2 separate regions of the Mus musculus genome follow, and region 2 is linked to region 1. A link is a loop called in an ENCODE intact Hi-C map of the cell type or tissue named here. Cell type or tissue: left cerebral cortex. All regions are shown on one strand. Links, peaks and the distances in the headings refer to the core of each region. The heading gives the core; the rest is flanking DNA.

Region 1 (16,251 bases), core at 3,956-8,955:
CTTGTCTTATCAAAGACGGTGTATAGGGTGTAGGACTATGTCCCAATAGCTCCCAAGAAAGCCCATTCAACTGCCAGTGAAATAATTATATTTTCAAAATATTTTTATTGAACATATTATCTGGAAAAATGGTTGCATGATAAAAAAAATTAAGCGTTTGAAAATAGACAGAGAAAAATCAGCTGGTAGCCTCCAGCTTTTCTGAGAAAAACAAGGTCCGAGGAACAGTCAGATACGCTGTGAGGGGTTATAGGGGCAAGGGCATAACCCACTGTGAAATCCAAAAAGACACCAAAGTTGAAGGCTGGCTCCTAGCAACTCTTTGGAGGAAACTACATAGCCATTGGTACAGAACAGAGATCATGGGAATGTCATCTGAAATTACCCACTTATGATGCCTCATGGCTATTGTAGGAAAGAAATCACTTTTCAAGTGAAGGTAAAGAGTGTGGGGGTGTGAACTAAAACGAGAGGAAAATGGAGAAATGCACAAAGAGATAAGCGTATAGTTTTATATAGGTTCCCTGTTGTATGTGTGTTTTGCTGGGAACTGAGCTCAGGACCTCTGGGAGAGCGAGCAGTCATTGCTTTAACCTCTGAGCCCTCTCTCCAGCCCCAGTGCATGCTTTCAATGTGTCCTGAAAGTGCAGAATGGTCTAAGGCACTAAGACGTTTCATCTTCATGCACTCCTCTACTCTCTCTAGCAGTGTGCAATATACAACTTAATGTATATAATGAACGATGTGTTTTCAGTTGGGCTGAGGCCTCTAATGCCTTAACACAATGCAGGATACTTTTAATAACGCTGGGATGGGATCTAGTCTTTTTAGGGAATGAAGACAGCTAGAGGCAGTTATAGTTCAAGGTTCAAAATTAGGAGCTCCACTTCATCCTGGATCCTAGTTACGTGATAAATGACTGTGTACCCCAGTCCCTTGCTCTTATTGTTTAATACACATACAACCACACATATGGCAGCACATTCTACTCTGTAAAGTTAACCTCAGACGTTTCTTCAAAAGGTCCCATAAACCTAATGAATAAGGAATAGTGGCTAGTGGTATTTACTCTTTTGGTCATTAACTGAGAAACATGTTACACTGATTCATTCATTCAAATTACATTGTCATTCAGGCCACGAGACTGCTGAGCCAGTAAAGGCACTTACCACCCAACCTGACAGCTGAGTTCCTTCCCAGAGACCCACGTGTTGGAAGAACTCATTCCTTTGAGTGTCCCTTGACTCAAGCTGCCCCTTGACATCATGGCATCTGCACACATTACAGAAATGAACGAACGTTGTTATGAGGGAAGCCCAGCAGAGACCACCACAGGGACACTACAAAAGCAAAAAAAAAGATAGCATTGCTGGCTGGCAGCTGCACGGGATTGTGCCCAAATCATGCTGCCCCAAGCCTTACAGCCCTTTGCCTTTAGGCACAAAAGTCACATCCTGGTTGTGACACTTCAGTTAGCAAGAAGCAGAACTACAGAAGCCAAAAATTATAGCATAAGACTCTGTGCTCATTTTGGCAGGTGTTGGGGGTCTATGTGATGATTTTAAGATGGGAATGGTGCCTCTAACATGGCATCAGTTGTGCCAAGGTCTGTGGGCCTGTTACAAAGTATTATTTCTAACCTGGCATCAATTATGCCAAGGTCTGCGGGCCTGTTACAATGTATAATTTCAAGTTAGAATATTAACCTACTTACATAAAGAGGAAAATGAAACCCTTACAGGTGTAACAAAGTGGTCACACCCCTCAAGTCACAACTAATTTGACTGCCTGCACCAGTCTGGGCCGGTCAGTATCCTGTCAGGGAAAAGGAGGGTGCTTATGGGATACATCCCCCCGCCCCCCCCCCTGAGAATGTATCCAGGCAACTCATGGTTTAATGTGGGAGAGAGAAAGATTCTCTTCAGTCATGTAGATACCAGCATGGTGCTCATGGTACTGAATCGACCCCTGGACCATGCTACTGTAAGCCAGTGCACTAAATACTGACTAGCTCTCTCTCTCTCTCTCTCTCTCTCTCTCTCTCTCTCTCTCTCTCCCTCTCCCTCCCTCCCTCTCTCTCTCTCTCTTCCCCCCTCTCTCTCCCTCTCCCTCCCTTTTTCTCTCTCTTTCCCTTCCCTCTCTCATCTCTTCACACTCCTTTTCCTTTCTCCCCTCTCCTCACATTCTCTCTCCCTCTCTCTCTCTCTCTCTCTCTCTCCTCCCTCCCTCCCTCTCTTTCTCCCTCTCCCTCTCCACCTGTCTCTCCCCCTCTCTTTCTCCCTCTCCCTCTCCCCCTGTCTCTCCCTCCCTCTTTCTCTCTCTCTCTCTGTCTCTAAGGGGAAGAGGAATAAAATAAACCAGTAAGTATAGGAAGAGACGAGACCAAGTAACAATGTGTAAATGTGTTTGCAGTACACTAGTTACACGCATGGGAAGTGTCATCCTGAAACACAGTTGTGTATATTTAATATATATGTTAATAAAACATTTAAATTATGCTTATTTATTAAATTGTTTTCATAGGTTTTTTTCCATTTCATTATTTTTGTTAATTTACAAATTGTATATTTATGGTATAAAGCATGTTTTAAATACACACACACATTGTGGAACCGTTAAACCAAGCCAATCACCCCGTTACTGAATCTTTGGTTTGTAGCGAGGACAAAACCTACTCTCACGATTTCCAGGTCCAGACTGTTGTTAACTACAATCACCGTATTTGCTTTAAAGCAGGTATTTTGAACTAATTCTGTGTCTAACTGAAGTTTAGTATTTTGACCAACATCGTTCTAGCCCCTGTTGTCAGCAAGCCTCTGGTAACCATCTCTTACTCTCTGCTTCCATTACCGACCTTTGAAGCCCCATGTACAAGAGAAACCATAGGGTATTTTCTGAAGAACCAACAACCACCGCAGGCTGCCCTTGACCACGCCCACGCCATGCGCTGCCTCCCGAGGAAAAGAATTCTTTTTTTAAAGGACTCAGCTCAACCTGTTGGAAATCGCTCCTTGAACTCGGTGCCATTAGCAGAGAGGAGATCCACCCCTGGGTTACTTTAAAATGTTGTTCCCCTAAAAAAATGTTGTTCCCCTAAAAAAAAAAAACAACAACGAAACAAAGAGAAAACCACCAGTCCTTTACAATCTGAGCTGGCAGGGGGGAGGGGGGGGTGGGGGGCAGGGCGGGGGGGGGGGACAACCAAAGCCAAAATTAAGATCCTATTGTACTGAGAGCTGCAGAATCCTGACTTACCCAGACTAGGAAAACACCACAAAGGCTTCTTAGAGTCGGGTGACTTGGTATAAAAGTCACCGCCCTGCCCTGTTGCCCGGTTGGCCTCAGCTAGGGAGACCGATTCTTTGACCCCTTCCCTTTTAAAGTAACCCAAGAGCTCTTGCTTTGAACTCATGTCTAATTCTCACCCTATAACTGGGATTTTATTTCTATATTCGTAGTTCACTTGGGTATTTATTAAGGAAACTTATCGTTTATCTCGCATTTCACATTTTCTAACGTCTGAATTTTAAAGTCCATGGCTATTTTTACCCTTTCCCGGAACTGCGACATTTCTCAGTAAGAGACAGCCCATCCTAACAGGCAGCGTAAATTAACTCCTTGCCTCAGAGTGAGAAAACGAATTGCTTAAGAAGAGTAGAGTCATTTTCTTTACTTGGAGGTGTTCCTGACGCATCAAACAGGAATTGCAGGAGATCAAATCCATTAAGACCACTCCCTGTTCTTTAAACTGACACACTCTTAGATAGCAGCCTTACCCGTACTACTTCAAGCACATTTTTAAGAAGACCTTTCAAAACTCTTAGACATGATAATACAAGTATCATTTAAGGGTTTAGAAGGGGCGCTGGGAGCGGCCCCCGGCACACCACTGGTCACTTGGGGAACCAGAAATCCACCGGAAGCCTGCGCTTGCCTTCCTCCTTGCGGTTCAGTCTGCCAGCTACTCTTTCTGTAGGTGGCATTTCAAACCAAATAAAAACCCGGAAAGCATGAAGCACTGTTAGCGTCCCAAGCCAGATGTCATCTTCTTTCCTTCTGCATCTCCAGAACGCCCTCAACTTGGAGCCACTCGAGTGTGTGTCTGTAGCTTCCATTGAAAATGTGACTCTGCCTTCACGTTCCTCCCCTTGGAGCTCCGGAAAACCCTGTGGCAGGCAGAGGAATGATTGTAAGGAGCCAGAGCTGTCCAGGACACCAGGAGAATACGGCCCACGGAATCAACTAAGCAGGGCTCATAGAGGCTGAAGGAACAATGCCGGAGCCTGTGTGGGTCATCACTAGGGTCTCTGCTTATGTTATGGTTGTTAGCCTTGGTGTTTTTGTGAGATTCCTAATAGTGGAAGTGGGGCAGTCTCTGATTCGTTTGCTTGCTCTTGGGACCCTTTTCCTCCCACTAGCTTGCGTGGCCCAGCCCTGGTAAGAGTGTTTGTGCCTAGTGTTAGTGTGGCTTGTTATGCTATGTTGGGTTGACATCCTGGGGGCTCTGTTCTTTTCTGAAGGTAAACAGAGGAAGAGGGGAAGGAGGAGCAGGGAGAAATGGAGAGGGGGGAAACTGGTTTGGATGTATTTTATGAAAGAATAATTAATAATGATGATGATAATAATAATGATAATAATAATATGAACGTAATTATAATATTATAATAATAATAAAGTGAACCAGCAGATGCCAGTCATGTGTATAAACTAGAATCAGTCGACTCGCTTCTTCTTTAAGCACAATGCCCTCTGGAAGGACTAGAGAAGCTAGCTCTGAATTAGGACTAAACTTCGTCACTCAGCTTTTCCTGTGACATTTAGAATTGCCTCAGGTATCAACTCGGTTTCCTATCAGCTATAGCGATTTTAATATACCCCTGTGGAACATACTCAAATATGTGAATGACACCAGAATAATTTGGATCTTCTACTTAGATTGGCATCTCAGAAAGAATATTATTTCTCCCTCAAGACATCCACCATGTGCCTGCTCAGCAGCAGAAGACGGTATTAAGTTTGTAGACAGAGAAATTATTACCACAGAGCTTGCTCTCAGAAGGCAACACTGGGGAAAGCCAGGACCTGGTGTCCTGGCTGGTTTTATGTCAACTTGAAAGCAGCTAAAGTCATCAAAAGGAGGGAGCCTCAATTTAGGAAATGCTTCCATGAGATCCAGCTATAAGGCATTGTCTCAATTAGTGATCAAAGAGGGAGGTTCCAGCCCATTGTGGGTGGTGCCATCCTGGGCTAGTGGTTCTGGGTTCTATAAGAAAGCAGGCTGAGCAAGCCATGAGGAGCCAGCCAGTAAGCAGCACCCTCCATGAGCTCTGCATCAGCTCCTGCCTCTAGTTCCTGCCCTGTTTAACTTCCTGCCCTCAAGGCTTTTGCTGATGAACTGTTACCTGGAGCTCTGTGTGAAATAAGCCCTTTCCTCCCCAACTTGCTTTTGCAATAGTGACCTTATGTAAGACACCTAGGAAGCATGGTCAAGTTCAATTCCACACCACATCTTGTCTGATCTGAGACAGATCACTCAGATAGGCTTCTAAACTGCCCAAAGCAGGAAATATTACATTCCCAATGGGGGTTGGGATGAGTATGGATTAATATGAGAGATACTTATACAACGCTAATAAATGTTAACTGTGTCTAAAGTTACCGAGATTTCAACTTTTACAAGTTACAAAACAAACAAACAAAAACAAGGCAGTTGTGCCTTGATAAGATGCGGTGTGGCTCTCAGCTCAGCCAGCAGAGCACTTGCTTAGGGTGAGCAAGGCCGGGGGTTCACACCCCCTGACTGTGGTAATACAGCAAAACACCTCAAAGTTAAGACTGTTCACCTTCCTGGTCCTTACGCACCATTAGTCTCAAATGTAACCTTGGTAATTAAAACTAGAGCAAAGGTTATGCTTATGAAGCTATCATCAGTTGGTTCTTAAGACATAATAAGGTCCTTGGAATTAAAAAATATATTTCATACCAAATACTGTTAAATGGAACGACTTTCGGTATGCGTAACAGCTAAATAATGTTCTAGTTATGATGGATAACAAAGATATGCTTTTTGCTGGCTCCGTTTACTGTATGAGAAATATAAGCTTACAGTGCCACCTACAGGCCAAGACAGGAATATTGATGACAGCATGTTTTAAATGCTTGACAGGCTCTAAGAAATGCTATTTAAAAGAACACTAGGTTAAGTTTTATATAACTGATTTTCATATTTAATTCATAAAATATAATTTCACTGAGGGAATGAAAATATCCCTCCCCTCCCAAGTTTTGCTACTTTATAGAGTATCATTTCATTTTCAGTCATCGCTAAAATCATGAGGGCCACTTTAAAAACTAACGGTACCATAATATCCAACTTCATTTGTATTTTGAGATTGCTGAAGCAGCTGTAATGGGTTATCTCGATTGTCAATTTTAGGAGATTAGAGTCACTTGAAGACAACCACCCTCAGCACACATGTGAAGAATTATCCTGTTTAGAGGGATTGGGGCAAGAAGCCCCACCCACAACAGGCGGCGCCATTCCCAGTGCTTGGATCCTGGACTGTATAAAAAGGAGGATGTGAGTGACAAGTATCCCTGCTGTTCCCTACTTCCTGACTGTGGTGACCTGAGCCCTCAGGGATCCTGTTGCCATGACTTCTTTGCCATGACAGATTGCACCTTGGACCTGGGAGCCAGAATAAACCCTTTCACGTTTAAATTGCTTTTGTTAAGGTTTTTCCTGGCAGGAACAGAAAGGTAACAAAGATGATATGTAATATCATATGACATACCATGTAATATCCTATCATATATGGCCATTATATATATATATATATATATATATATATATAGTTATTACATTACACACATAAAATTGACATATATATGTGTGTGTGTGTATATATATGTATATATATGTATATATATATGTATATATATATATACATATAATTGAATACTCATCATCTTAATAGAATGCCATTTTCTTTTCTTCTCTTCCAAGTTGTGCCTGCAGACGTGTAACAGCAGTGGAGTTCCCGGCCTCTTCTCAACACACGGTACTTACATTAACTGATGACAGTGGTATCTGTGTTAATGTCCCCTCTGTTACTGTTGATCAGGAAGCACAGGGTCTTGAACAAACAGGAGCTGGGGCAGCTGGTCCCCAGTGGCTATGGGTTTTGTTTTTGTTTTAACATTCTTTTATAATTTTTTTTAATTGAAAGGATACTGAAAGAAATACAAATATAGCTGAGAGACTGCATTTGCTTAGCATATGCGATGCCTGGAACGGAGCTTTGTCTGCACTAAAATAAGCTTCACTGGTGAGCACGGCATGTGTCAAATATGTGTGTTGCTCCTCTAAAACATTTTCTAATGCTACTAAATGTGCATCAGCGACTATAGTAACTACGCTTGCTAACGATCTGACTCAGCTCATCTCACTTATGTTCTTTACGGGTGGACTTTGAGTTGACTTCTGATTCGCTCTCTAATATACAGAACCGGGGTCCTCGGCCTTCCTAACACTGTGACCCCTTAACACAGTTCCTCAGGCTGTGATGACCCCCCAACCATAAAGTTATTTTGTTGCTACTTCCTAATTGTAATTTTGCTACTGTTATGTATCATAAAGTAAATATCTGAAATGCAGGGTATCTGATATTTGACCCCCAAAGGGGTCATGACCCACACAGGTTGAGTTCCACCGATACAGAAGAAAATGCAGCAAAAATCACATTTTGCATTCCATAGAAAACTTTTGCTTCTTTTGGATTTTATCTCCTAGCTCTAATATTCCTTAAATGGGTATAATTTAGCATAGACATACAAAAATCTGCTGTTGCTGGTCTGCAATATTCCACACAGATTTTTAAATTTCATCACGATATATTACTGGCAATGAAATGATCATCGGGAAAAGTCTTCCTGGTAAATACGTCACCTCTCTACCTGAACTTAAATGATATCATGCTGTTAAAGATGACTTATGGTGTGGGACAATTAAAGCAAGCCAACACATTCCAAATGGACAATATGTTTTCTTTTTTGCAGCATAAAACATAGAGACAATTCGATAGTAACTCAAGAAATCGAGAATGTCTTTATTTTTCAAAGAGAATCACTACCATTTCCAATGTCGTTGGTATGTGTTAGAAATAGAACGTGGGTACCGACAGGAGTATAAAATCTGAGTTTTAGGTGGTAGAAAACAACAAACGGTTAGGAAAACAGGTAAAAAAAAAAACTAGTATAAAAATTTTAAATAAAATCTTCAGTATCTCATAAATACATTATGAGAACAGATACTGCCCTTGCACGGTGTCACACCAGCCACTTCGCGGTGGAAAGGAGGCAGTGCGGGAGAAAAGCACCGAGGTTTCGCCATCACCTCTCCAAGCAGCGCGGACGCTGTTCTCTCTCCACCTCTCAAGAGTGGCGTGGAGCAGCCCGTGCTCAGAGTGGTGCTCCAAAGACCTAGAACTTTCACGACCGGAGAAAAATCCCTGAAGCATGACCTTAGAGAGCACAGTCATATAGCTTTAAACTTAAGACACCGGTGCTTACGTTAATACATCACACCCCGACCTCTCAGGACACTGTGAAAAGTGAGGAGCGAGAACCGCGAAGCTCAAGGCAGAGCCCTTGGAACCGCGGCTACCCTTGCTTCCGAATGCCCCGCACGCGGTGACATCAGGGTGTGTGAGCTTAAATGTCGCCCTTCATCATTTCCCTCAGACAAACAGTAGCGTAACACGAAGCGTCAAGGTCGAAGGACAAGGACAGCGATGAGGCTGTATCATCGGAGTGGGGACCTTCCACTCGGGCCTCCTCGGTGGCGGGGTCAGGATGGACTAGTCGGTGTGACACGTTGCGGGGGTGTTTCACGATGTGCCTGTAGCATCCGGGTACGTTCAGCTTCAGGGCGGGCACCCTGAACCTACAGGCCTGCAGTCCGTCCCTGCTGAGGGCTTCTTGGTACCACCGCCCTACTTGGTTCTCCGGGTACTGAACGTTGTATCCAAGCACGGGCAGAACTACCTGGGAGGGGAGGGAGAAACCACGGCCTGTGGATTAGCCTTCAGAAAGATACGCGACCATATCTCTCACCTGTATGACTGGCCCCCAGCTTTGTAGAGACAGTGTCAGGCTATAAATAGGACAGCTGGCTTGTTTTGGGTGTTACCTAGGCTAGCTATAATGTTATCTGATAAAGAAAACAGCTAGCTAAAACCAAGCAGTCAGGAGAGCTGTGGTAATCAGCTTGCATCAGATATCACTGGGGGAACCGTAATTCAAAAACAAATTTATGTATCCAGTAAAGACCAACTCTCTGAAAGCACGCAAGCCTACAAGCGAAGTCTTCGGTGACACACAGGACAGTCTCTACTGCTAGCCCTGCTAACTTGGGTGACAATTTGATTCCTTCTTTTGAAAAGCAAACAGGCACCAGAGAGTATTTTTGTTTTGTTGGCTGCATGTCCGTGAGTAAAGCCGTGCTCCCTAAGGGTGGCCCCTCTGCTGACTTCTGGACACTACACTTCAATGTGAAAAGGTGTTTAGAAAAATGGGCAAAAGGCATCAAATGTATAAGCCAGGCACGTTAGGGTCTAGGTCAGCATGCAGAAGGCTGAAGCAGGGTATGAACCTAGCCTGGGCTACGGCTGGGCTTCTGAAACATGGTTCAACTGTAACCCTTATTATCCAAGAAATTTGTATGTTACCCTAGGTATGTAACTCTTTAAAATTGGCATAGAAGCCAGAAATTGGCTGGTAATAAATCATACAAGTTATATCTCAGGATGATTTTTTGTTATGCATATAACTCTGTCATTTATTAAAGACAATTATCATTAAATTATTAAAGAAATCTGCGTGCTAATGAGATTAATGCTGTTTATTTCATCGGGAGCATTAAATCTTGGCTGCATATTTGAAAGTGTGGGACAGAAGTGTCTTCAGTGTTTTCCAGAGTTGACGGATATCTGTATTCTACAATCCTCACCGCCAAGCGTGTTGCTTCACACATATGCAGACACATAGCACAGAATGGCAGAAGTATACTTAGAGCCATCTCAGAAACTGCTGAAAATTCCGTCCTAATCCCAGGTCAATATCAGCTGACTGTCGCTCTTAAAAGTCAGCAACCAGAACAGCAACTTTTAAAATCATGTGTTCTAGTGTGATACAGCCCAAGCATACGTTAACCTGATATTTACATGCTGACGGATGATGCTAGAAAAAGATTAAGTCCTTGTTTTCCAGAAGTAAGACATCCGTTTTTTGAAAACAGAAAAATTTTGTAAGTACAGTAAAACCTACAATGGTTAATATGTAATAGCCTGGAATCTGAGCTGAGGTGTTTCAGGCGACATCAACATCACCACCATCATCACCATCACTAACATCCTCCTCATCATCACCACCTGCATGGCTGAGCATGCAGTGCTCACAGTGCAGAGCCGTGTGTTGTGACGCAGAACCTGGTCTGCAGTGAGGTCACATGACACAACACTGGTGAACAGTGAACGCTTCTACAAACACCCTGGGTGCATTATGCGTTTGGTGTCTGGCTAACTTTCTGTCAGTGTGCACTCAGAAACCTCGGCTGCCACCGAAGGTTTCACAGCTCCCACGTTCCGCGGTGGGGTCATGGCCTACAGACTTAGAAGCTGGGGTGTAGGAAGGTCCGACAAAGGCCACATAGATGCTGTGCGGCACTATTTATGTGACATTTTACTCCAAGGGCAGAGCACGGTAAGACAAAATCAAAAGTAAATTGGTGATTCTCGTGAAGCAGGATTAGTGCAACCCTGGAAACAGGACTAACGGTCAGACGCTGGGAAACACTGGAGGGAGACGTGAACTCTGGGAAGTCTGAGTGAGACGTGAACTGCTCTTACTACAGGTCTCAGTGTTCGTATGATTATATCTGCTTATCAGAAGCAAACATAAATTAAACTTTTAGGATGTAAATGATAGCATAATAAATCTGTTATAAGCATAAATTTATCAAAGAAGCATAAGTCACTAGGATATAAATCATTACTTAATCTAAAAGTTACCTAAGAAGGGGGAGGGGGGGATCAGATTTGTCTCTAGCCGACAAGCTTATTTAAATCTAAGTGATAGTGACTTGTCACCACGTTTAAAGTGATAGTGACTTGTCACCACGTTTACCTGGTGCAGTGCATATGTGTGCGCTGACTCCTCTTCTTTGGTCACCAGATGAACCTAGTTTTATAAAATACAATGGAAATGAGTAGCTCCCAAGTGCTCTACCTACCTCACTGTTCCCTGACTCTGACTCACACACTGAATATACGTACACTCAAACACCATCTCTTTATAATCCCCATCTCCAGAGAAGCCCACTACATAAAAACAGACTGGTCCTTTCTGCATTGACTACACACTACTGAAGTGGGCAAGCTGTAGCCGTGGCCGCTGTGAGGTAAGGCTTTCCTCCCACACCAATGAATTATTGCCGAACTGAACGTCTGCTTCTGCAGAGCCAGCCCTGCCCTTCAGCCACCCAATCCCCAGGAAACAGCCATATTGTACCCAGGGTGCTGTTTGCCAGTATTTGTTTCAGAGAATGGTTGTAGGCGCCGTGGACAGGAAGGGAAGGAAGGAGGTGTGTGATATATGACGCTTAAAAAGCTTGGCTCACAGCATCACAGAGCAAGCCGTTCTCAGCTGGAGAGATGCTCGGCTGTGAGGAGAGCTTGCTACTCTTGCAGAGGTCGGAGTTGAGACATTTCGGTGCCTGAATAGATCATGGGTTTCAGAAGTTGGGCCGATAACTCCATGCTGGGTTCTCTTCTTATTAGTCTGAAGTAGATTTGTATTACCTGAAACTATTTGTAGATACGGAGTCCAGTGTTCATCTAGGTGAAGCTTTCTTTAGGCAAAGCTCAGAGTCGACCTTTCCTCTAGTTTTGAAGTGCTGGGCGTGATGTATCTCTATCACCTGACTCCTAGATCTACGTTCTGGTTCCTCCAGACCCGCTTAGACTCCTAGGTCTTTTTAGGTAAGCTACATTGGTGATTCCCATCTGGGCCTCAGCTCTCATTTCTATAGAATGGGAGTTAAAGGACTGTCTATCTGAAACCCTTTACTCCCCAAAACCTAACGATTTTACAGTGTTCGGGATGAAGTACCTACCGCTCAGGGCCTCGTCCCTGTTTTTAACCACGTTTTGAAACTGACTTAAGATAATGTCAGAGGAAAACTCTTTGTTCCTTTTGTTTTACACTACTATTTGAACTTTAAGAGAAGCACGGGGTTCGGCTTCACTAATTTAGTTCGAACTCAAGGAGGTAAAAATGCCAGCTGGACAGGGAAGAAATGGGAAAAGCGAGTTTTCTAGCATGCCATATCCTCATAGCATCATGACGGAACTTTCTTGGGGGGAAAGCAGAGAGGAAGCTGGAGGGCACATGCTGGCTGAGGAGGACGGGGAAGAGAGAGCACCTAGCTGAGGGGTGTGGGCGTGCCCGCTCTGGACGGCTCACTCTTGTTTTTAAGAGGACCGCCCTGTGCAGACCATGTACAGGGGTGTGTGTGTGTGTGTGTGTATGTGTGTGTATTAGGAAATGTGTGTGTATGTGTGTGTGTGTGTGTGTGTGTGTTTGGAAGTGTGTGTGTATGTGTGTGTGTGTGTGTGTGTATGTATGTGTGTGTATGTGTGTGTGTATGTGTGTGTGTGTATGTGTGTGTGTGTGTGTGTGTATATGTGTGTGTGTGTACATGTGTGTCTTTGTATTTATGTGTGTATATGTATGTGTGTGTGTGTATGTATATGTGTGTATGTATGTGTGTTTGTATGTGTGTGTATGTATGAATGTGTGTGTGTGTGTATGTGTATGTGTGTATGTGTGTGTGTGTATGTATGTGTCTGTGTGTGTATATGTGTGTATGTATGTGTGTTTGTATGTGTGTGTATGTATGAATGTGTGTGTGTGTGTGTATGTGTATGTGTATGTATGTATGTGTGTGTGTGTGTGTGTGTGTCTTTGGAAGTGTGCTCTTTAGGGGAAACTTTACCACCTTTTACTCTGTACCTCTCTCTGACTGTTTCTTTGCTTAGTAACATGGGTTGATTCTCAGTGGTCAGAAGGAGTCAAGCAAACAGAGTTACCATCCCCGGTGTGGCGAGTCACCTCAGGTGGCGGGTACTCACTTTACTGCTTGGGAAATGCTTGTCCGCATCTTCATCCGAGCAGATCAGGTCCCCCTCCACCACCTTGGGTCCATAGGCTGCCAGTCTGTAAGATGCTGCCTCGTTCCAAATCCTGCTACTGTATGCGTGGATGTAGAATATACGCATGGAATGGGGGAAGGAGAACCAGGCCCGGACACAGCCTTCCTCCGTCACTCCAAAGCGATGCAATGACTCCAGCAGCGCACGCTCTCGAACCCGGAACTCGGGCATCAGTGAAAGAGTGCCTTTGGCATCCTCTGAAATGAAGAACAAATCAGCCGTAGCCACTCCCACTGCAGAGCTGCTTGTGGGATGCCTTTCCAGGCAGCATAAATGAAAGGCAATCCTTTGTGGAGACACTGAGCACTACTGATTAAACCCAATTATGCTTGAAAAAGCTTGCTTTTTTTTTTAAGCCTTTCTTCTCGTTGAAAAATAAGAAATGGCAAATGAACCCAGCAATAGGAATGGCTGACCAGACCCCTTCACTTAGAGCAGAGTTAATCTAATTCAGAAGACTGCTAAACAAAAAGAACCCATCACCAAGGATCAAGTAATCGGGCCTGCTGGAGGGGTCTGGGAGTTCCTAAGGAAGAGTTGTGGACATCCAATGGAACATCAGCAGAATCAGCAGCAGCAATCTGTAGCCTAGCTAATGGGACGCTTTTTAAAATGTACACTGCTGAGCTCCAAACACCATATTCACGGAGGGCCTCGTGACTGGTATTTGATAAACGTACTGGGTACTTCTTGGGTGTGCTAAAGCTACAGAATCCTTGGCAGGAGACTCGCACTGCCTATGTGCACCTGTGAACGATTCTGTATATACACATCAGACTGAAGTGTTCAAAGTGGAGCCAGGAATACACAACAGCCCCTCAGAAACAATTCTAAGAAACTCGAGGTCGCAGACCCAGTCAGGGGCTGCGATGCTTGCTGGGGTCCTACTGCCATTGGTGGCCCCAGGTGTGAAGTGGACTCCCTGTTAGCTTAGGCTATCCCACTGGCCTGCTCCCAGGGACCTAGCAGCTGCTATGTCATCACCTCCTGCCAGGCGAGTACCTCACATAAAAGGGCCTCCAGCCACTCCAGATCCCTCTCTGCCTTCTCCTCTCCCTCTCCCCCTCCCCCTTCCCCTCTCCCTGCCCTTTTCTCTGTCTCCCTGTCTTCTTGTCTGTCTCTTTCCCCCTGCCATGTCCCGCCATGTCCCCCTTAGCTCTCCCCTCCCCCAATAAACCTCTCACACCAGTTCTGTTGCCTGGTATAAATTCTCAGGGGTACCTTGCTTGCCACAGCCTGCCAAAGACACCCCACTCCTCACTTGTGGTTTATCCTATCACCCCCTCTAGGACTTCCTATAGCGAAGGGAAATTCAGGAAGTACTTCCTGCCTCTCCTTACCCCCCAAGGTACAGTTAGGATAGACAAAACTCCAAGTGAGGTGGCCAAAATGAAGTACCTGTGTCGGGCTATAAAATGGCTCGCAACGCAAAGTCCTCCTATCCATCTCTTCGGTCTCTTTGGTCTCCCAGCTCAGCTGTTTCTGCTGTTTCTTAGTGTGTGCACTTTGGAGGAGAGGCCCGTGCGGGGCGTTAGTGTGTGCCTGTACTACTACAGATCAGTAAAGAAACCTACGTACCAGTTCGGAGAAAGTATTGCTTTGCTTTATTGACAGGATCATCCACGTCTTCTGGTGTAAGAAATAATTTTATGGCCTTCACCTGGAGAAATTAACCAAGTAAACCTGTTTTTAAAAATAACCGATTACGTTAAAAAAAAAAAAAAAGAGGCAAATTCTTGGGCATCCTTAAGGGGCTGAAAATGTTGCTGCAATTTCCTCCTTAAGCTTCAAACACTTCAGCTTCACATGTAGAGATGACCTTCGATACAAAGTAACATACAATGTAACAACCAAACTATTACATGGGGAAAGCGCCCCCCCCCCCAGCACTTCTGTAATCACATTTCCGTCATTCTTTTCTTTCTTTCTTTTTATTTTATGTATGTGAGGACAGCTCCCTTTTCTGCCATTTTTTACTCAGCTGAAATAAGAACACGAACACAAAGGCATGACGTAAACACACAGACTTGGCCAACGCCGGACGAAACCGGGAGGGAAGCAAGAACGCCAAAGCCTCTAGTTTCGCTTATATCCTCAGAGTACTTGAAGTGTTGGGTCTTACAAAACAAGCTATGGCTGGCAAGATGACTCGGTACATAAAGGCGCGTGCCACCAAGCCTGATGACCTGACGTCAGTCCCCAGGTCACACATGGTGGGAGGAGAACTGATTTTGGCAAGCTGTCCTTGACACTGGCAAAATATAATAGAAAGTGCCAACTTTCTATGATTTATCTAGGGCTCGGCAGTTAAGAGCACTGACTGCTCTTCCAGAGGTCCTGAGTTCAATTCCCAGCAACCACATGGTGGCTCACAACCACCTGTAATGGGATCTGATGCCCTCTTCTGGTGTGTCTGAAGTCAGATACAGGGTAGTCATATATGTGTGTGTGTGTGTGTGTGTGTGTGTGTGAACACTCTAATAGTTTATTTCAAACCAGACATATATATGCCATTTCTTTTTTGTTTTAATTTAGAAAGGTATCTACTTGGTTCCTGTCACTGTATCACTGTATGTACACTAGAACCTCTTTCCAAGAACATAGTCGGTGGGGCCAACCAGAGCAAGCGGGATTGTGGAGCAAGCAGAGTTCCTAAAAAATTCAATTCCCAACAACCACATGAAGGCTCACAACCATCTGTACAGCTACAGTGCACTCACATACATTAAATAAACAGATAAATCTTAGCACTGATCCAAACAATTGCTCATTAGAAGCTAATGCATCTGGTGCTAGTTAATTTCCTGTCAACTTGACACACGCCCAGATCATCTGGGAAAAGGGCGCCTCAACTGAGGAAATGTCCTCATCAGATTGGCCTGCTGACAAGTTTGTAGAGCATCTTCTTGATTTAATGAATAATGTGGAAAGGGCCTGTCTCACTGTAAGCAGTGCTGCTCTCGGGCAGGTGGCCCTGGAT
Region 2 (16,251 bases), core at 6,652-11,651, 120 kb before region 1:
ACTAAATGCCATCAACTGAACACAAGTTTCCTCTCTGTGGCTCATGTCTCTGTCCACACTCTTCCGAATGAAGTCACAAGGCTACATACTCTCCCGATTCACCTGAGACAGCTGATACTCCAGGTATTAAAGACAAGCACAGTGATGCTCTCAAAATGAATATCTAGAACTTTCTATAAATGTTACACTGCTTGGTTTGGTCTATGGAAGGCAATGTGAGGAAAGAAGACTTATATGAAGGTCGGGCTGGATAAGATGGGTCTGGAGATGGTAACTCAGAACTTGTTGACGAGAGATGAAAAATGAAAGGTTGGGACGAGTTTTTACAAAGAAGGACCTGCTGTCTGAACTCTAGAATCCAACAGCAAACTTAAAATCAATTTAAAAAAATAAAACTTGGGAGCACTCAAGAATGAAACTTTCTCTTCTGTCTTACACCAAGCCCACGGCCAGAACGTGATGGTTCAACCCCCACAGTACAACCAAAATTGAATGAATCATCCCAAATTTAACCACCATATCCATGATCGAATCTAATATCTTGGCCTCACTAAGCATGGAGACAGCTCACTATGTTCTAGTCTCCATATTAGAAGTCCTACAGGACCTTCCTTCATATGCATGCAGCATGTTAAATGAATGGGAAGACACACTATTTAATTAGCAGTGTTGCATCAAGAACACAGATAAATAGAAAGAATACATCTGAATCCATCACACAGAATAAATACCAAAGAGTTGATAGTGTAAACTCCTAAAAATAAAACCATAAAAATCCTGAAATAAAAATTGATAGAATCCCTTAGTTTGCAACCCCATAGGAAGAACGACAATATCAACCAACCAGACCCCCCTCCCCAAAGCTACCAGGGACTAAACTGCCAATCAAAGAGTACACATGGAGAGACACATGGCTACAGCCATATATGTAGAGGAGGATGGCCTTATCTGATCAATGGGAGGGGAGACCCTTAGTTCTGTGGAGGCTCGATTCCCAGCATAGGGGGATGCTAGTACAGTGAGGCAGGACTGGGTGGGTAGGTGGGGAAGCACCCTTGCAGAAACAGGGGGGAGAGGGAATGGGATAGGGAGCTTGCAGAGGGGAAACTGGGAAGGGCGATAACATTTGAAATGTCAATAAATAAAACAACCAATAAAAAAGGAGAAAAATAAATAGGTGTGTAGGGAAAAATGAAAAATGAAAATAAAATAAAATAGGGTAAGTTCATGATACATTGAAAACTATACCTAGGATAGGGACTATGGAGATGATACAGTTGGTGAAACTCTTGCTATGCAAACATAGAGGACCATCCTTGCAAGCAACCAGGCAAGAAGTCAGACACAGTGATGGATGCCTGTGATCCCAGATCTAGGGATGCAGAGACCAGAGGAACTCTGGGGTCTGCTAACCAGCCAGTCTAGCCAGACTGGTACACTTCAGTTCTGATAAGAAACACAGTCTCAAAAAGGCTCAGATGAACTCTTAGAGGAGTTTCACTGATGAATCATAGCAAGAACTTTGAAAGACCAAACAATATCATTGTATGGCTAAAGAGACACCACGAATTAGGGCAACATTCCTCATTAGGATATGAAATCCATCAAATGATGGTGAGCACATAAAGATAGATTCCTTTAAGGCATTGCCAGGAATGGCAGCCAGTGCATAGCCTGTGACTGTCACGGTAGAGCACCTGTGTTAAGATGCTTCACTTTAGCCAGTAGTTCCACTCTTTACTGGACATCCTTCCATTATGGCAGAGTGTAGACTTCTCTGACGTATCTATGCATGGCTTTCTCTCATGCTGACAAGTCAAGTGTTTAGGTTCTCTTAGGGTCGCATGATAATATAACAGACTAAATGTTTAATGACCTAAAATTAGGGGCTAGAGATATGGCTCAATAAGAGAACACCTGTTTAGCAAACATAAGGGCATGGGTTCAATCCCCAACACAGCCAAAGTAAAATAATTGAAACTCAGTTAGGTGTGGGCACAATAAAGCTCTGAGAATATTTTTAAGAAAAGACAAAGCTCTACAGGATTTTTATTTGTTGGACGCTCTTCTAATGACATAGCCTCTCCCGTGGTTCATTAATTCTCCCAGTGTGAAATTTGAAAACCTGACGGTCGTAAATCATTTACTTTTCACTCTGTTCTGAGACTCCAGCATTTCTGCACTACCCAGAAAACTAATTCTGTCCATGCTATAAGAGGTAACAAAGAAATTGTTTTTGAAATCTGACCACATCGCTCCACAAGAAATCCTTTTCTGCCTTTAGGGAAAAAAAAAAGTCTGCTGAGGAGGAGAAATGCGATAGTATCTTGGGGAAAGATGCAAATAGACATGAGCCAGGCTGCAGCTTAGCTAAAGATCACTTATGGCACCACTGCGAACAGCACGCTGTTCCCAAGAAATAACTTTTAAAAATCATTATACATCCTTTTGCTTTTCTCTATTTCAATGTTTCAATAAGACTCAGAAGACATGACGCGTGCCACCACGAGAGACTGAACAGTTCTGCCAAAGTCCACCCGCCCATCAGCTAAAGCTGTGTGAGACTAGCTTGCCAGGAACGGTACCTCTACAATGGACAGGGATTCCTCGGAACCCATGCAATTGTAAAATACCAAGCTCCCACAACTATGTGAAGACTGTTCCTATGTGAAACTGATTTCACTGATAAACCGATTTATCAATGAAGGATCATTACTTTCATCAATTTTTCTATAGGCAATCCCAATGGAAGGGACCTCTTGCTAAATAATAAAAATAAAAGTAACATTACAGTTGTGCCAAAGGCTCCAAGGAGCTATTAGTTCAGATTAAAAAAAAAAAACTTGGAAAGAGATCTGGAAAGGAATTTGAGGACTTGACAAAACAGGTGGTTCATAGAATCATATTTAGCTCATCCATATTTTTAGCATCCTGTCTCTCTTCGGATGAATGCTGCAGACTGATTCGGAAGGAAGCCAGTGGGGTTACACTGTGCTGTGCTGGCTAGCAAATACTTCAAAACTAGTTTTCACTTGCCTGGGAGCTTCCTGATTATTTAGAAGAGTGGCCTCCTAGCCGCCAAGATGTTCTGAAAGGCAGTAGGTGATCATATAACTGGTTACAATGTATCCACCGAATATAATTTTTATGTATTTAGAGAATTTCATACACTCGTCGTAACAGAATGCTATTTCAGTATTTTGGCATCCAGTCACATTTTTGGGGGGGGGAAACCCCAAGTGTTTGTATGTGTGTGTGTTGTGTGTGTGTGTTTCTGTGTGTAAGTGTGAATGTTTGTCTATGTCTGTCTATGTGTATATGTGTGTGTGTGTGTGTGTGTGTGTGTGTGTGTGACTATGTGTGTGTGTTTGTGTGTTCATGTATATGGAAGTCAAATACAACCACAGGTGTCATAATACCTCAAGAACCATTCATACCCCTTTTTTGTTGTTGTTTTGTTTTGTTTTTTAAGAATTATTTTGTAAAGATTTATTTATTTATTATATAATAAGTACACTGTAGCTGTCTTCAGACACACCAGAAGAGGGCGTCAGATCTCATTACGGATGGTTGTGAGCCACCATGTGGTTGCTGGGATTTGAACTCAGGACCTTTGGAAGAGCAGTCGGTGCTCTTACTCACTGAGCCATCTCACCAGCCCCCTACCCCTACCTCCAGGACACAGTCTCTCACTGTCCTGGAGCTCACCTGGTAGTCCAGGCTGGCTGGTCAGCCAGCTCCAGGGATCCATCTGTCTCTGCCTCTCCCACACTATGGTCCTAAGCACGTGCCAAGCACGTGCCAGCACACCTGGGTTTATTTAAACAAACTACAGAATGAAACCATTGGTCTGAGGATTGGTCCTAAGCACGTGACAAGCACTTTACCAAAGGAACGTCTTCTCTGACTCAACTGAAGCTTCTTGAACTATCTAATAGGCTAGGAGAATCCACTCAACATCCTTGTACTCCTTCTTATTCATTTCCAGTTCATGCCGCTCTCCCAACCCCCTCCTTGGTTTCCCTAGTACAGGCACTTCCCCTAAACAAAATCACATTTTAACATCTGCTTCTTGGAGAATGTGGACAAATACACACTAGAATATTAAAAGTAAAGGCACAAGAAATTCCCTCACGATGTTGTTTAAGTATTTTGGGTAACTATAAGACTAATTAATTTTGTGTAAAAAAGTGTCAATCCAGAGGGACTGGATAGATGGCACACTGGTTAAAGATATCTGTACAAAGCTTGAAGAATTGAGTTTGATTCTCCAGAATCTATGTGAGGGAAAGAGGGAATCAACCCCCTGCAAGCTGTTCTCATAAATGAATTAATAAAATACATAACTGTAGAATAGTACATGGGATTACATTGGTGCTACTTAAATACACTTTCCATATTTGCACTACCTGTTAGCACTTAACAGGAGCAACTTAATTAGTTAGTAATTAGCCTTCAGTGGGAGGAGTGATTGGCAGGCTGGATCTTTGTTCTTATGAGAAATCCCAACATAATTCACATGGCCACAAAAGATACTCTGTGAGAATACAATCCACATGGCCACAAAAGATACTCTGTGAGAATACAATCCACATGGCCACAAAAGATACTCTGAGAGAATACAATCCACATAGCCACAAAAGATACTCTGTGAGAATACAATGCACATGGCCACAAAAGATACTCTGTGAGAATACAATGCACATGGCCACAAAAGATACTCTGTGAGAATACAATCCACATGGCCACAAAAGATACTCTGAGAGAATACAATCCACATGGCCACAAAAGATACTCTGAGAGAATACAATCCACATGGCCACAAAAGATACTCTGTGATAATACAAAACACATGGCCACATAAAATACTCTGTAAGAATACAATCCACATGACCACATAAGATATATATATATATGAGAATATACTCCACATGGCCACAAAAGATACTCTATGAGAATACAATCCACATGGCCACATAAGATATATATGAGAATACACTCCACATGGCCACAAAAGATACTCTATGAGAATACAATCCACATGGCCACAAAAGATATATATGAGAATACACCCCACATGGCCACAAAAGATACTCTGTGAGAATACAATCCACATGACCACATAAGATATATATGAGAATACACTCCACATGGCCACAAAAGATACTCTATGAGAATACAATCCACATGGCCACATAAGATACTTTATGAGAATACAATCTACATAGCCACAAAAGATACTCTGAGAGAATACAAAACAAGCCGAGCACAACATCCAGTTTGATATCATCAGGAAACTGTTTCCTTCAACCAAGACTTCACTGCTCCAATGCCATCAATAAATAATTCGGCTAACTTGTAAGTGGTTAAGTTTGTCCCTGGGAAGAATAAGATCCACTAGGCAATGTGAGAGCAGAGTGAATTAGTGCTGCAAGGGATCTCTGTCTTTAAACATATTACGTGTTACATCCTGCCACATACATGGTAATAATAATATTCCAACTTACTAAATACAGACCCTAGTCTATTTATCAACATTATAAGATTAAAACCAATATCACTATGCAAGGTAAGAGGGGAGTGGGGGTGGGTGGCTATGGGGGACTTTTGGTATAGCATTGGAAATGTAAATGAGCTAAATACCTAATAAAAAATGGAAAAGAAAAAAAAAGAATTGAATATGAGGACTAATATCCTGTAATTCTATGTCAATCAATGGATCAGTATGTTTGATAGGCCATTATCACACTGCTCATAAATATTTTATAATACACTCTACTTCCCTATCCACTATATAGTTCAGAAACATATAAATCTTTGTTATAAAATCTTTGGATAAATATTTATGAAATAAAAATAAAAAACATTAGAAGGAACATATTGTGTGTGTGTAGTTAGGTAGACAGACAGACAGACAGACAAATAGATTATAGATATACACTTGTTCAAGAAAAGTACTTGCAAGACTTTTAGCCCCTTCTGGCTCTTGGGCTCAAAACATTACACTTAGGAATGAAAATTTAAAAAAAAAATCCAGGTTCATTAATATAATAAAAGAAAAAAATGTAAACACAAAGTCTCGTAAAAGTTTTTTTTTAATTAATGATACAGAAATGGAAGAAACACTGCTTTAAGTTGTGCCTTGGATTAACTGAACCCCAGCAACTAAATGGCATCAGTAAAACTGCTGGGTTTGAACAAATGGCTATAAAGACGGGATTCTGACAGTGTTTATTTGATCTTCCAGGTAGACTATGCATTATTTTTAAGCCTTTAAAGATAGAAATTTTTTCCTTAAAGTATAAATGTTTGTGTTATTGATGCTTCTGCTATATTGATGACATAAATATTTTACATTTATCTACAGCAGAAAGGAAAAAATTATTGGAGGTATTTTAGGTAAATACAACCATACTGACACACGCCTTTAATCCTGGCACTCAGGAGGCAGAGGCAGAGGCAGGTAGATCTCTGAGTTCGAGGACAGTCTGGTTTACAGAGCAAGTTGCAGAGCAGCCAGGGCTACACAGAAAAACCCTGTCTCAAAAACACACAAACACAAAAACAAACAAACAAAATACTAACTTGAAAAAAATATATAAGAAGACTTTCCAAAGATTCTAGCAATTGCCTTAGGGGGTTAATACTATGATAAACACCGTGAGCAAAGCAACCCGGGGAAGAAAGGGTTAATTTTGTCTTACAGCTTGTTGTCCATCATCCATGGAAGTCAGGGCAGAAACTCAAGATAGGAACCTAGAAGTACGAACTGATGCAGAAGCCGTAGAGGACCACCACCCACTTGTTGATGGCTTTCTCAGCTTGCCATCTTATACCATCCAGGACCACCAATCAATCCCAGGGTGCTACCACCATCCAGGACCACCAATCAACCCCAGAGTGGCATCACCAACAATGAGCTTGGCCCTCTGACATCAATCACTAATTAAGAAAATACATCACAGGCTTCCTGTGGCCAATCTGGTAGGCGTATTTTCTCAACTGCGGTGCCCTCTTCCAACATGATGTAAAAGCCTATATCAAGTTAACGGGACATCAATGCTAAGTAGCCAGAGGAGTAACTACCAAGGCTCTTGTCTAGGACATCATCTCAAACCCATGTGGAAGTATCTTTACATTTTGCATGGAGAGAACTACTACTACCAATGTTTGATACACATAATAAACCCTGTTGACTTTGTGCAACTGTCTGAACACCTCTCAGAAAGTATGATCTGTTCAATTTTATTAAGCAAATGTTGGGCTCACGAGAAACTTGTAGCTAAGTTCTGTGGCTGTAACACCAAGGACAGAGCAGCTTTGTTCGTCATAGGATGTTCTCACAGCACATTAGCGCTCAAATATGATGGCTTCACTCGTCACACGAACTGTAACAACACAGAGACTGCCAGATTCCGCTATTTCAGGCATTTGTAGGCAAGTGCGTATTCATGCATCACGAATTAGCTTGGTACTATCGTGATGTTTTAGTTAATTGACTCTCATTTTAACAATGTGATGCTGCATACTTAAAATGACCGTCCTGATAAGAGATTCTGGGTTGGTCCAGACTTCCTAAATATGTCATGGGAGGAGGTATTAAGAACCTGTTTTCAAGGAAGAAAACCAAAAACCAAATGAAACAAGGGAGTGATGTCTTATTTCATTCTCTCTCTCTCCCTCCCTCCCTCCCTCCAGTGAAGTTTCAAAACTCCCTCTCGTTTATTCTTGTCGTTTCTAGTTCTCTGGCACTAGCAACTATATCTGTGGACATATTTCATACCTTTCCAGATCCAGCTAGCATTTACCTTTTCCTTCTTCCGTGGATGGACATCCCCATACAGAAACAAAACGAACTTTCCCCAAATCTTGTCAGCCTCGGGAGCCTTTTTTTATTCAATTGTGCATATTCAATAATTTTTCCTTCCTTTCTGACACATTTACTAAGGTTAAGTAATTCAGGGGATTGGGCACCAATAGCTGCCCATAAAAATCCTGCCCGGAGGTTGTAGAAGCAGAACCCAGAGGCCACTCCTGAGCGCCTCTGGAGCACGTGACAAATGGATGAAAGATGCTCTCTCTCTGCCTGTGGTCTAGGCTCCTCTCTCTGGTGGTCTCTGAGGACTCCAAGGAACCTACTAGGAACCACCCACCATGCCCCAATCCCCAGACAGCCCTGGCCTGGATCAGAGAAAACTCATAGGGAGGTACAATCAGGCTTACCAGTCCTCCACAGAGACTGAAGACAGCAGTGTGGTCCTCTCGCGCGTTGACCTGGCCACGGTAGAAACAGTGGCGCAGGTCTGGGGACTCCGTGCTGCGCCCGCCTGGTCCAGGTACCGGGGTCCCCAAGTGCACCTCAGTGTAGCCTGCAGCCAGGAAGGCCGCATCAGCGCTCAGGTTCAGCTGGAAGAGCTGCCCGTAGGCGCTGATTCGGTAGTGGGTCCTGAACGGAGGAGGCTCCGGCACCCCGGAGCTACGTTTCTTCCGGCTGAAATGCCGGTTCTGGGGAAACACGTCTCCGAACTCATTGACCCGCGTGGGGGTCACCACTTCGTAGGAGGCCAGAGTCTTCACCAGGGCTTCTGCAACACACAGCGAAATGTCTATGAAGCCCCGACGCTGTCCAACCCACAAGCTCTTGAGCCAAGCATCCCTACCCAAGGTCCCCAGTTTTGGTCAGTCTCAGGGGCACGACAGATATACACACACGCACACACCTGGGCACCGTGGGCATGTACTGCTTTCCCACGGGTCCTATATGCTCTATACAGACCTTGCCACCCACCACCCAGCGCAGCCACCTCCTTGCCAGCCCCTCTTCTCTTCCCAGCCTCCAGCAACCCGTGTTGTCCGGATGCACGCTGCTCCATGCCCCACGCGTGCCCGCCGCATGATCAGGAGAGCGTGTCCCCAGAGATTCCACGACAACCAAAAAAGTCCTCGGGGATGCTCTGAGCTGGGTGGCCTGGGGTCTCCAACCAGTCTGCACCACCCACTCGCACCCGGCCCAAGCGCCCACGGCGACCTTACCCTGTCGTGGGTGGAAACGAACTTCCCAGGACCCAGTGAGAAGGAGCGAGATCGGGCAGAGCAACCCGGTCAGCCACTTGGCCACCCGCATGGCTGCACACAGGGGAGGGGATCCCGACTGGGAGGCCGCCCCAGGGCCGCCGGCTCCCCGAGCTCCGCTGCCCTCCTCCGCGCTCTAGCGGTTCTCCGCGGCGTCTCAGCAGCCTCCTGAGCACCCGGGACTGCACCCCGGCTCGCCTCGCCCCGCCGCCAGTCCCCGCTCCCGGCGCCGCTGCCTCATCGCGCGCTGCCCGCCTGGCTCTCTCAGGCCCGCGCGCCCCGCGCTCCCGCGCCACCCTGGGAAGCGCTCGCTGCCCGGCCCAGCGGGAACCGAGCCAGAGTAGCGGGGCGCGCGGGGCGGCGGAGGGCCCGCCCCCCAGGACCTGGTCGACCAATCAGCGGGAGGCGCGGCGGCTCGGCCTCCCGCGCAGCCCCTGCCCCGCGCAGCCCCGCCCGCGGGCGCGCGCACCGGGACCTCCCTGGCTGCAGCTCCGCGTCCCCAGGACCAGCCAGACCCCACGCACGTTGACAGGTGATAGGAGCACGGAGTGAAATGACAAGTGTCAGACCGGGGCCTATGCAATTCACGTTTGAGAGGTCCTATTCGGCTTCCCACGCAAAATAACCATCCGTAACCGGATGCTATCCATGGAGCTTGTGGTGAGGCTCAGTTTTTTGAGGGTCCCTGTGTGCAGGGAGACTCTGGAGTTTGGAGGATACGGAGCTAGAAGACTTGTGTATGACTGCATTAACCTATCTCTCTTGGTTGAGGAAGTTCAAGGAGGTCATTGGAGTCTCCAGAACTCCAGTCACATGTGATTACTGTTGCCTGTCTGCGCCTTTGGTTTTGTGCTTAAATATGCACAAAGGACTCTCCCCAAAACATACAAATGTCAAGAACCACGGAACATCTGCCTGTTTCTGGGACCAATCTCTCCACCGAGTGAAGAAAGCCCTCTGTCAATGTTAACTCTCGTCAACAATATCTGTAGCTCTGAATCCGTGCGCAAGGCCAGGCCCTACTGCAACGGACAAACTTTAGCATGAAGAGAAAAACAGCTTCTTTTCAAGGGTACTTCTCGTGTCCTGAGCTCACCTGTTTGATTTGCAGGATCTGCAATTACTTCTATTACCAGAACGGAAAAAAACGGGGGAGAGGGGCTGGGAGCCTTGAAATCCAACCAAGGCCATTAACCAGGGAAGGCAAACCTTCACGGATACAACGGGGTGACTGCAGCTCAGTTTGGCTTACAGTCACTGTTGCAGTCACTGTTGCGCTCTGGGCTCTTGGCCTTGGAAATTGCCCTCTAACCATACGTTCCCTCCTTCCATGTCACCGGTATCAATCTTCTGTTGTTGGCAGCACGGGTAGTAGAAGAGTTTCAGGAAGGGAGAGTCGAAACTTATATTTGATGGTGAAATCCCCAGCTGGGTGGTGGTATGGTAATCCTCACTCGCTCCTCTTTTCCTTCCCACTTTCCCACCAGTGCCATTCCATCCACCAGAGAATTAGAGAGCATGGCAGGTTTAGGTTAGAATGTGGTGGTCTTAAAGAGAACAACAACGGACTTTACCCACAACTGTGCGTTTAACCTTTACCATCCTCCACGCTGGGCACTTTAATGGCATGCAGCTCTGAGTACATCTTGGCATTTGGAGCCAGGCCTTTCCACCTACAAAGACCCGAAACCAGAATCATACCACACTAATTGCTACCCGACTGCTGAGAGACACCTTGTTTTCATCGCTGAAGGTTCAAAGCATCAAAGCAGTGCTGGTAACGGAGCGTTTCGTTTTCAACACATCTGACATTTTGGAAATATTGTGTTCATGGGACAGTTCATGTGCTGTCTGTGTCACTCTAATCTTATAGATATATTTTAATTAATCCTCTGAGAATTCCATACAATATGTTCTGCCCCCAGTCACCGCCTTTCCCCGCCCCCAACTCCTCCCAGGTCTGCTCCCAACTTGCCAGTATTCTCGCAACTTTGTGTCCTATTATTTAATAGCCTCCGGAGGAGTCCAGTTTGCATTGTCTACTTACTCTTGGGAATAGGGCCATTCACTGGAGTGCGGTTAATAGGGCCATTCACTGGAGTGCGGTTAAACTATAGTGAAACTCACCGGTATAGAAAACAGACTCCTGTCCCCCCAGAAATGACCTGTCCACAGCTGGTGTGTGCCCATGCACCGGTCACACTCCAAGCTAGAACGTTGACTTGCATGAACTAAATGCAGATTTAATGCAGACAGCCACAGCTGTCGTGAAAGTATACACGCAGCCACACTGTCATGTCCAGGAGACAATTTCACTTCAGCTGTCCCTGCCTGGCTCTCCTAATCTTTCCACCCCCTTTTCCACAATGGCCCTGAGCCTTGCTGGGGAGGTAATATAGGTTTCCCATCCATAGCCAAGAACACCACGAACACTTGTGACCAATTGCAAGCTTCCCTATTAACCACTCCCCTCCCTGCTGCAGGAAGAAACTTCTCTTAACAGGAGCTGAGATCTGCACCAATCAGATCTGCCCCAATCAGATCTGCACCAATCAGATCTGCACTGATACAGACAGGAATTTAGAGTCAGTTTGACACTGTCTGAGCTTACCAGAATAATAGTAATAGCTTCACTCCTGGAGCCTGTGAGCTCTGCAACAATGTCGCTGGAGCCATAGTTACAGTGCCAGCATGCATTTGCTCTTAAATCCAGCCAGAAAGTGGTTAGTTACTCTCCTAACGTATGAACTTACAGGCATAGCTCGCCATACCAATGATTGTAGTTCATAGGGTTCAAAGCTTGGTAAAACTTGATAATGAACAGTATTACTTCCCTCATTTTACAGAAAATAAATGTTTATTTTTACATAGGACATAGATTACTATACTGGTTTTTCTGAATTCAAATACTTTTTACATATATTAGTCTGATTTGGGGACATTTCTGTTGTCTCTTATTTATCTTTCCCTACTTGGAAAATTCTCACAAATGAGCTCATCTCAATGGCTGTTTAATCGAACTTTTTTCCCCCTCACATTCATTCTTAGAGGTACCACTTATCGAATTCCTCTGATATCTCAGACCTAACAAACTTCAGAAAAGTTACCTTATTTAATTTACTCACTGCCCATATCATGAGACAAGAAAGAAAGATTAGGTCATTTACTCTGGGATATCCACCAAGTTAGAACCAGGTTTCTTTGGTTTCAAATGTAGCCTTTACTAGAAGAGAGTTGAACTGTTTATACCAGTTCAAATTTAATATACTATTTAAACCAGCAGCAACTCAAAAAAATTAAAGTCTTATTAATACCAAATACATTTTATTTGTAATTCAGACAATTGAGATAAACACAAGCTCGATAGCCAGTTTGCATTATGAGAACTGCTAATATATTCAGGGGTTAGACAGATTTTGTTGAGTAGTACTTGTTTTTGTAAGCATTACTATTATGAAGACATTGTTTATGTAAAGTTGAATCCCATCTCCAGTGCTGGGGAATCCAGCCCAGGGTTTCTCACATGCTCAGCAAGCACTGTATCACTAAACTACTTTCCAGTCTTCATTTGTTAATAATTTTAAGACATTATCATTGTTTCCAAGTACAAAGAGGAAAAATCAAATTTCATGCCCTAATTAGTATGTATTAAATTACACTCTATTATCACTGTTCTTTTATTTATCTGTGTTCAGCACAGTCAATTGTAATCATACGAGAAGTCATTATTAAAAGGTGTTTGAGGCAGTTTCCCTGGTACTAAGGATATTCCCACCATAAAAGGTAATAAATAAACAATTCAATAACTATATAAATACTAATATTGACATTTATATAGCCTAGGAATAACCAAACAGAACATCAAAGCTAACAACCTTTTATTTTTTTTGGAATACTTATACCATTCACATTTATTGTAATTGTAGAAAGGTTACATTCAAGTCAATAATCTCACTGTTCGCTTTCTACTTATACCATTAATCTTTTTCCCCCTTTTTGCTTGTATTCATTTTAACTTAATGAATATATCTTGTGATTCTATTTTATCTCAACTGCTAGACAAACTCTTTTTAAATATTTAAACTAAGTTTATTTATTTTGTGTGTGAGCTTCTCTATGTGAGTTTGTGTGTGCCTCAGAGTTTATTCTCCCCTACTACCATGTAGATCCCAGGGATCAAACTCAGGTTAGCAGGCTTAGGAGCAAGCCCTTTATCCACGGAGTGTGCCTTAGATGAACTCTTTGTTTTGTGATTTAAGTGGTTTCTTTAAGATTTGTGGTAATATCTCCAGCGTGCACTGCTCTACCTTAGCTGTATACGAACGTGATTTTTCTCCTTCCCAAACACTTAACTTTTCTTCACACACACACACACACACACACACACACACACACACACACACACACCACTTCATTGTTCCTGTTGTGCTTGAAGTTATTTCTTTCCATCTTGAATTCCATCTTGAATTTCTCTAACAGTTGAGATAGAACTTATGTGTGTATAATGCAAGTAAAACAATACTGCTGTGGAGCAACTGCATATAGACAAATATTAGGCTCTGATAACTTTTGAAGTAAGTAAGTCTTTGAAGGGGGCAGCTCTGATGCCTTTTTCCCCCAATTGGTTCTTGATTTGTCAGTAAAGAAAGCTGAGGGCCAATTGCTAGGAAAAAGGTGTGGGCAGGACTCCCAGGTTCCCGGAGGAAAAGTCAGATGCAAGGAAGGAGAGAGAGGAGTTTTCTGCCATGCTTTGGAGGGAGAAGAACACAGCAACCATGTGAGGTCTCTGGGGGAGCTGAAGCCTGTGGCCACTACTACAGGCAGGTGGTCAAAGATGTTTGACAGGGGCCAGGTGAGACTAGCCACTGAACTTTAGAGCAGGTGGAGAGATGGAGATAATACATTGGTTAGGGGCACGCTTTTCTAGGTGGGAGAGAGTAACGCCCAGCAATTGTGCCAAGAAGGCAAATTGTAAAGGAACAAACACTCTCTCTCTCTCTCTCTCTCTCTCTCTCTCTCTCTCTCTCTCTGTGTGTGTGTGTGTGTGTGTGTGTGTGTGTGTGTTTCTTTTATGCTCGGATTCAAGGGAAAATGGGACAGGGCTGGTAGCACAGTCACCTTCCAGAGCTAAAGGATGGTAGAGCAAAAGAGATGCTGGGTGGACGCTGGTAGCATTGCCAATCCCAGAGCAAAGGTAGAAGATTAAAACCACATGCAACAAGTCTTCAGTCCAGAAATATAAAAATTCAAAGGAGATATAGAAGAAAAAATGAGAGAAATAAAATGCAATCTTAAACAATTCCTAAGTGAAAGAATTAGATGTAAGACAGGCAGCACAACAAGGGATCTGCCTACAGCCTGGTCTTATGGAGTAATTTTTTCTTCAGTTGAGGCTGTCTCCTTTCAGATGACTCTAGCTTATGTCAAGTTGTCATGAAACTAGTCAATACAGCTGACCCCTTGTCAGTTGAACACATACTCCTATTACTGATCGGCCACACATTTCCTTTATTGCTTTTTCCCAAGATTAGTATTGACATCACAACATAAAATATTTTACAAACATAAAAATTCCCACACTCAAACATATTAAAAATTCAGTCTCCTTTAAGAAATCCTAAGTCTCTTTTAAAATCCAAAAATCTCTCAGCTGTGGGGTCAGGTAAAGTCAAAACTAAGTTAAGTACGTTCTTATTTCAAGAGGGAAGAAGAACAGAGACATAGTCACAATCGGAACAAAGTAAAACCAGATTCCAACGGTATAAGTAACATAGTTTCTAGTGTCTAGGATCCATTCGCAATCTCCTGGGCTCCTTCGAAGAGCCTGGTACACTTCCCCAGTTCCATCCTCAGTAGCTCCCTAAGCTTTGCTGGCTCAGCTCCACTGCTGCTGCTGCTTTTGGGTGGTTGCTATGGTAACGGCATCCCCAAAATGCTACATCCAGACTGCACTGCTCCAAATAGCCTTTTCTGGACTCTCTTTGTGGACCCCAGCCCTGCCGCGCAGTGCCAAGCCTTGGCTGCTCTCCATGACCCCTTTACATCTTCAAAACCAGCACCACCTGGGTGACTCTTACACCACCATGTTCAGCTGCCAGCGCTAGGTACAACCCTGGCCATGTCTGGAACACAGCTTCTGTGTGCTAATTCTCAGAAAACACTGCCCCGGGAGATTTCACTTCAGTAATGCTGGTCTCTTCTTAGTCATTACTAATTGTTCAGCTCCAGCAACACTATCCCAGCAAAGCAAAGGTTTCACTTTAGAACTTCTGGTATCTGGTTGATCACAGCTGATTCGTTAGCCACAGCTAAGCAGGAATTCCAAATCTTAATTCAAAACAACGAACGGCCCCCATAGAGTCTTGAAATGCATCTCTTCGATAGAATTTGCAGAGTGCTCATAAATCTCAAAATGTGGCACTAGCTCAGAGAGTGTCCTCTGGGAATAAAACATAGAACTTTAAAGACCATAAAAATTAAAGGTTATTTCAGAGGTCGTTTTAAATAGCTCTTCTATCAAATAGATAAAGGAAGAAAGGAAGAAACAAAGAAACAAAAAAAGAAACAACCCAAGAAAATTCACCAGTAAGAGCAAACTACACACCAAGGTGGGACCACAAGAATATTTTTATTAGGTATTTTCTTCATTTACATTTCAAATGCGATCCCAAAAGACCCCCAAACCCTCCCCAACTCCCCTACCCACCAACTCCCACTTCTTGGCCCTGGTATTCCCCAGTACTGAGGCATATAAAGTTTGCAAGACCAAGGGGCCTCTCTTCCCAATGATGGCCAACTAGGCCATCTTCTGATACATATGCAGCTAGAGACACAAGCTCTAGGGGGTACTGGTTAGTTCATATTGTTGTTCCACGTATAGGGTTGCAGACCCCTTTAGCTTCTTGGGTACTTTCTCTAGATCCTCCATTGGGGGCCCTGTGATCCATCCAATGGCTGACTGTGAGCATCCACTTCTGTGTTTGCCAGGCCCCAGCATAGCCTCACAAGAGACAGCTCTATTTGAGTCCTTTCAGCAAAATCTTGCTGGTGTATGCAATTGTGTCAGCGTTTGGAGGCTGATTATGGGATGGATCCCCAAGTATGTCAGTCTCTAGATGGGACCACAAGAATATTATGTGTAAAGATATTTAATCTTTTGCAGAGGCAATGAAAAATTAA

Evidence for each region. Peaks named below come from ENCODE experiments on the same cell type or tissue, not always from the same donor. Only the 100,000 strongest peaks of a DNase experiment are listed, where the experiment ranks them.
Region 2: a loop joins it to region 1, with 2.4 times the contacts of the local background. A loop is called at or near these places in 3 of 42 quality-filtered maps.

The regions. Positions count from the first base shown.
Region 1 is chr15:94,514,607-94,530,857 of GRCm38, forward strand. Pus7l (pseudouridylate synthase 7-like) reads right to left here. Exons shown (of 9, transcript NM_172437.3): 6 at 14,850-14,931; 7 at 13,191-13,468; 8 at 11,185-11,238; 9 at 8,034-9,045. The coding sequence ends at 8,713. Among named protein-coding and RNA genes, the nearest start is that of Pus7l, 21 kb to the right of the region's middle. In left cerebral cortex, for the core only: a CTCF peak has its summit at 6,131 (motif pointing left); DNase peaks (open chromatin) are centred at 3,976 and 6,113.
Region 2 is chr15:94,394,966-94,411,216 of GRCm38, forward strand. It overlaps Adamts20 (a disintegrin-like and metallopeptidase (reprolysin type) with thrombospondin type 1 motif, 20), which reads right to left and starts at 9,385. Exons shown (of 39, transcript NM_177431.5): 1 at 9,034-9,385; 2 at 8,224-8,585. The coding sequence starts at 9,124. In left cerebral cortex, for the core only: a CTCF peak has its summit at 9,195; DNase peaks (open chromatin) are centred at 7,401, 8,503, 8,917 and 9,385; H3K4me3 peaks cover 2,022 bases; H3K27ac peaks cover 1,277 bases.